Regions from separate parts of the Mus musculus genome. Here region 2 is linked to region 1. The links are chromatin contacts, found by POLR2A ChIA-PET in ENCODE. All regions are on one chromosome and are shown on one strand. The core of a region is the stretch at or near the end of the contact, and the rest is flanking DNA. Distances in the headings are between cores, read along the strand shown.

Region 1 (3,150 bases), core at 221-2,720:
ACTTTTAACTGTGAGCACCTCTCCAGCCCCTTGCATCTTTATTTTTCAATGAATGGACTGAATGGGAAACAGGAAGACCTGACCTAGATGGTAAGAAATGTAGACTTCCCTGGAATGATCAGTTCTCCTCCGGAGCATGGTAATTGTTTCTCAAGCCTTGGTTGTATCAATTTTGCTAGAGATTTGTAAAAAATACTGACCCTGCCCTCTTGACACGATCCTGGGTCTCCTTTACTGATTCCGACATGCACTAGTTAAAGAGGCCCTGGCCCAGGAGAAGATTGACTATAAATAGCTTAGCTGTAACTGTCCTAGGCCAAGTCTACCCAAAGCAAGGATGATCCTCCAAGAATAATTCAAAAGAGATCCAGTGGAGGAGATGGTTCAGTGGGTAAGTGCATAAGGACCTGAGTTCAAAGCCCGGTTCCCCTGCCTGGCAGGTTCATCAAAGGCCTTCTCACTCTCATAAATAAATAAATAAATAAATAAATAAAGTCTACAACAGGGGTTCTTAAGCTTCCTAATGCTGCAACCCTTTAATACAGTTCCTCATGTTGAGGTGAACCCTTCAACCATAAAATTACTTTTAAAAATAAAATTGCTACTTCGTAACTGAAATTCTGTTACGGTTATGAGTCGTAATGTAAACATTTGCTACGGGACCCCTGTGAAAGGGTCATTCGATCCCAAGGTTGAGAACCGCTCGCTGGTCTAGTGTGTGATGGCCAAGACACCGATGTCCTTCTCTGGCCTCTGTACAATCATGTGCACATGACACCACACACACTCTGAAAAACGATGCTTGATGCACATCTTTAATGCCGGTACTGAGGCAGAGACTGGACTCCGTGAGTTCGAGGCCAGCCTGGTCCACATAAACGGACATAAAGCAAGCAATCCCTGGGCGGGAAGGCCACTGACTGTGCTAATTTCAATCGAATCTCCCAAACTACTGTGACCCTGATCCGTTCTCCACCCTCGGAGCCCCCGGCACTACGAAGTTAACGTCCGCGTTATTTCTCTCCTGGTGCCTCACATCCATGGAGGCTTCAAGGAGAAAATCAGTTAAGTCGAAGCAATGCAAAGTTGCATATAATGCAACTCGCATCCGGACCGCGAGCCTCGGCTTCTGCACCTACGTGGAGCGCAGACTATGGAGGAAACCTGGACTGACTCTGTCCCCCTTCCATGTTGGTCGGGATGTGAGCCGGGCGGCCCAGACGTCCAGAGTGAGCCTTGGATGGTTAAGAAACGCCGAGCTCCGGGGACGCGTGTGCCGCCCCCGGAGTTCCTTCCTAGGCAGGCAGCCCCTTGTACCTGGGCCGAAGTGCTGAAGCTGCGGCGGAGAGCGGCGCCGGCAGGACGGGCGAGAGCGGACAGCATGGCTAGGGCGGGCGGGACACGGAGCTACTGGCAGGAGCTACAAGAAGACGAGTGACTCCAACGACCTCCACTCTGCGCAGTGGCCGCCCGGTCCAGAGCCACCTGATCTCGCGAGAGAAGCGCAAGAAGCTTGAGCCAAATCTCGCGAGACAGGCTCGGCCGTGTGGTTCCTTGTCTAGCACGCCCTAGACCCGGCGAGCGAGGCCTGACGTCACGATTCTCTCCGGCTCCAAAGAAGTCATCTCTGGGCTCCGGCCACTTCCGAGATCTCGCGAGAGAGGCCCGGCTTCACTTTATCAGGCCGTTCCTTCCCCCGCCTCCTACCCCGCCCCTTGCCCCGCCCCTCCCCACCGTTAGCTTTGCCCACTTCCGGGACCTAGCGCTAGGACAGACGGTCACCAGGATTAGGCGGAATCTTGGGACCGCCCCTAGCAACCCGGTACTAGAAGGACTCTTGGAGCGCTCGCCCGGAGGACAGGCTCTAGGTTAGAAGTACCCGTTATCCCAGGTGGGGCTCCGGTCGGACGTCCTGCCGGGGAGCCTGACAGAAGTCGCGCAGCAGGTCAGGCGGCCCCGGAGCTCCTGACCTCAGCCAGGCCCAACTTTCCTGCCCCCTGGAAGAGGCCGGCTGGGGTCCCGGGGCGTCCCGGGGCGGGGTGGGCAGCATCTCCCCACCTGTTTCCTCCAGAGCCGCCCTTCCGACAAGTTACACAGAGCCTTGTTGAGGTTCCAGGCTTCTCACACAACCCGCTCGGAGGAGCGAGTACTCGCGTTGTCATGGCACCAGGCGATGTGCAGGACCGCGATCCTAGGTCTGGGACGGAGGAAGAAACGTTTGGTGACCGTGCCTCAGGCTTTGGGCTTGTCTCTACCCCTCAAACTCTCCAGCAGTGCAGGGAGCACGGTTCTGCAACTCTTCTTCTTGCTTTTCCTGCTCCCCCCTTCTTTTCCTTCCTTTCTTACTAAAATCCGCACAACACACGATTAAAAAAATAATAACTATTCTAAAGTTCAGGATCAGAGCTGGAGGGATGACTCTGGTTAAGAGCACTTGCTGCTCTTGCAGAGCTTCGATCCTGAGACGCTAGCAGGTGGCCCACAACCCCCTGAAACTCTAGCTTCAGGCATAGCCATTGCCGCAGGCATTCGTGTGCAGGTACCCACGGAGACACAGAAATAAACATTTAAAATGATAAAAATGTAAAAGTAAGGACCCATACACATACAGACGTGCACATATATGCACCTACATACATTCGAACGCATGCTACACACATAAAAAATATTCCGGAGGCTGCAGCAGAAGGATTGATGTGAGTTTGAGGCCAACATGAAACTCTGTTAAAAAAAAAACCAAAAAACAAAATAACAACCATGCAAACAAAAAGTTGGGGAGGGGGTTAGAGAAGGAACTGGAAGGGAGGGAACTGGTTGGATTTGTTCAAAAACACTTGGCATGAATGTGAAGTTCTCCAGCAATAAAGTATAAGTTCAGTGTCCTAGCTGTCCTTGAGCAGGCCTGTATTCCCAGGGACCTGGAGGCTGAAGCAGGATGGTAGCAAGTTCAGTGACTCAGTCTGGTTGGGGACAGTGACAGAGAAAGCAAGGCTGCTGGTGGTAACAAACGAGAACCAAAGAGCATAGCCACACACGAGAGCTGGCGATGGCTGGCCGACTCTCTTCCCTGGCCTCTACCTCTTTGCTGGATGGATAAAGTGTACTACCAGCCCCGTCTGGAATCGGATATGCCTCCCCCGGTTCTTGCCT
Region 2 (3,150 bases), core at 292-2,791, 130 kb before region 1:
GAGGTGGGAGCACGGCAGGCTCTTTCTGCCCGGGACATATGCTCCTGTTACTGCTCTCTCCTCACTCTATTTATGCGTGATTACCACATGTGTTGGCCTTGACACTGGTCAGCTGAACCTGCTGTTGACTCACAGGGTGATCGGGTGGCCAAGAACGGCAGTCTGGGCCTCAGTCAAGCTTGGGGGAACGGCCTCCGCCGAAAACTAACCCCGCTAACAGCAGTCTCTATTTCTGGGAGTTGACATTCAATAACCAGATGAATCTGAATTCAGCCGAGGTCTGACAGACAACTTGCCTGGTGGGCCTGCCGCTGTCGTTTTCCTAGCTCTGCCATGGCAGCCTACAGTTAGATCTGAAGAGCCACAAATTTGGCCTCTTGTGATCAACTGGGTATCTATGGGCAGGGAAAAGCCAACTGGGCTTAGGACAGCAGTTCTAAGCTTTCCTTATGCTGTGACCCTTTCATTTCCTCATGCTGTGACATAAACACTATTTTCATTGGCACTTCATAACTGGCTTTGCTATGGTTATGCAACCTGAAGGGGTCCTGACCACAGATTGAAAAACGCTGAGTTAGAGAGGCCCTGACTCGACAACAAAACCAAACAGCTGGGTGTGAGTGTGCACTGACTTTAATCTCAAGTAAAGACAGGCAGATTTCTGCGTTTGTATGTGAGAGGGTTATGTAGCCCAGGCTGGCCTCAAACTCTTAAATTCTTCTGCCTCCGCCTCCCAATTCTTGAGATTAAAGGTGGTCACTGCACCCAGGCTAATAGCTAAAGATTTTGCCTGGCCTCCACCCTGGTCCACCTAGCAGAGCCCATTGCCTACATTGTCAAGGCCCAAACTACAGGTCTGGATATTGCCAGCACCCAGCAAAAAAAGCACCGGGCTTCTTCCCTTGGACCTGTAGATAGGATGGTTGACTTCTGCTTGCTTCACCAGGTGAGGTAGGTCTGCTGGTCTGTAGTTGTCCTACCTCCAAAAACAAGATGGGGAACAGTGTAGCTGTCCGTGCTCACAAGGGACCTCTGAGCAGGCAACCCTGAGACATTGTGAGTCTGCATCAAGGGAGTCTCACCACTTCCGTTCTTTCCCACCATAATGGATATGACTGGGTCCCCTTAGACTTTTTTCTTTTTTTTTTTTTTTTTAAGATTTATTTATTATATGTAAGTACACTGTAGCTGTCTTCAGAAACCCTAGAAGAGGGACATCAGATCTCATTACAGATGGTTGTGAGCCACCATATGGTTGCTGGAATTTGAACTCTGGACCTTCAGAAGAGCAGTCTGTGCTCTTAACCACTGAGCCGTCTCTCCAGCCCTAGACATTTCTTTAATCTCACATAGAGCTGGGTTTGCACAAGGGGATCGCGATGGTTGCTGAGTTTTCTTAGGTGTGGGTTGGTTTGGCAGGTCTCAGGACAGGATCTAGTGCTCCTAAGAACCACTCTACCAGCTGGGCAGTGGCACACCATAAGCCCAGCACTTGAGGCAGAGATGGGTGTGGCTCTGAGTTCCCGGGAGGGGGTGTGTCACTCTACTGCTGAGCTTCTTGCCCCCTCCTCAGCCAATCACTAGAGAATGTTTGACGGGTGCTGTGTGGTATGTATGAGTAGCCCTTGCTTGCTGGGGGATCCCCCTCCCCCAAGCTGTGCCTTGGTTGTTAGTGCTTTAGTTAGTGTGGGAACTTTGGATTCCACAGGAGCAATAGTGCTTTCCAAAAGTACTTTCCCCATATCAGTTAGAAGGGGTTTTGCCAGCCAGCCAGGCAGTGGTGGCAAAGATTGCCTTTAATCCCAGCACTCTTAAATTTGAGGCCAGCCTGGGTCTACAGGATGAGTTCCAGAACAGCCAGGGCTACACACAGAAACCCTGCCTCAAAAAGGGTGGGTGTGGGAGAGAGAGAGAGAGAGAGAGAGAGAGAGAGAGAGAGAGAGAGTGTGTGTGTGTGTGTGTGTGTGTGTAAGGAGTGTTCCCTAGAGTTGAAGATTCTTCTTGCAAAAGAACTGCTGGGAATACTGCTGTCCCTCCACAGTGCTGACTTCTCAGTCTGCGTGAAGTAAGGGAGGGGGGCAGAAGGGTGGAAACCTGGCCCCTCGGTCAGGAAACGAGAGTTGGGCAACTATCGGCTGGGTAAGCCCAGCCTGTTCTGAGTCAGTCTTTGAATTTTAATCATTCTAACTGTTGTCCAGAGCCCCACCATGATATACCCTATTGTGGGGGCAGAAGCTAGAGGTGCCATATCATTGGTATATGTGGTGCATTGACTTAAAAAACAAAACAAAAAACGCAAGGTTTTATTTCTAGTCTGGAAGTCAGAATGCCTTTCCCTTCCAAGTGCTGGGAATAAGGGCATTGGACAGAGACTAAGCCGTGGTCACGGACTGGATCCCCCTCTTAGACGTTTCAAGACAAAATGAAGCTGGGTAAGGATAACAGGCCCTGGGAGGGAGCTCAATCAAATTGGTAAAGTGTTTGCTTATCATACATGAAATCGAGCCAGGTGTGGTGGTGCACACCTTTAGTTTCAACATTTGGGAAGCAGAAGCAGGTAGATCTGTGAGTTCAAGGCCAGCCTGGTCTACAGAGCGAGTTCCAGGACAGGGCTACACAGAGAAACCCTGTCACAAAACAAACAAACAAAAAAAAACAACAAAAACAACCCACAAACTCCATGCACATCAAGACCACCAGGGTGCATGTGGGGGCACACCTGCTGAAGTGGGGTACACCTGATATTCCTAGCACTCTCAGAGGCTGGAGGCTGAGTTCTAGATTGAGAGCTGGAGCCGAGGCTAGGTTGGGAAGAGTGTGCCGTGCTTTTACCAGGACCCAGCACCCTGGCAAGCCAGGCGACCTGTGCTCCAAAGGACCGTCAACAACTGATGCTTGCTGCCTTCCAGCCTACCTGAGGAAATTCACATCCCAGGTTCAGGAAAAGAGCCTGGCTCCGGAAGAGGCAGTAAGCAGTAGAGGATACCCCAACACCCTCTTCAGGCCTCTGCATATGCCTGTGTACACAACACACCCACACAAAATCTTTTTTAAAGTTGCAAGGTAATGTTCAAGACTAGCTTGGATTGCATGAAACCAGTCTCAGAAAGAAAGGAAAGCAAAGTTAAAAGCGGGGGAGGATGCTGAGAA

Evidence for each region. ChIA-PET counts read pairs that join two places held with the same protein, here RNA polymerase II (POLR2A).
Region 2: POLR2A ChIA-PET joins it to region 1 with 10 read pairs in embryonic stem cell. The contact joins the enhancer-like site here to the promoter of Mdh2 in region 1. POLR2A ChIA-PET finds 5 or more read pairs at or near these places in 4 of 5 experiments (Patski and embryonic stem cell).

Annotation. Positions count from the first base shown.
Region 1 is chr5:135,776,969-135,780,118 of GRCm38, reverse strand. It overlaps Mdh2 (malate dehydrogenase 2, NAD (mitochondrial)), which reads right to left and starts at 1,470. Exons shown (of 9, transcript NM_008617.2): 1 at 1,318-1,470. The coding sequence starts at 1,383. It overlaps Styxl1 (serine/threonine/tyrosine interacting-like 1), which reads left to right and starts at 1,734. Exons shown (of 9, transcript NM_029659.4): 1 at 1,734-1,868. Gm30205 (a long non-coding RNA gene) reads right to left here. Exons shown (of 5, transcript XR_003955810.1): 5 at 2,135-2,197.
Region 2 is chr5:135,904,442-135,907,591 of GRCm38, reverse strand. No RefSeq gene overlaps it. Among named protein-coding and RNA genes, the nearest start is that of Hspb1, 18 kb to the right of the region's middle. Within about 2 kb of position 1,541, at least 1 of the 3 ENCODE cell types and tissues checked has a DNase peak (open chromatin) inside an H3K27ac peak, as active enhancers do.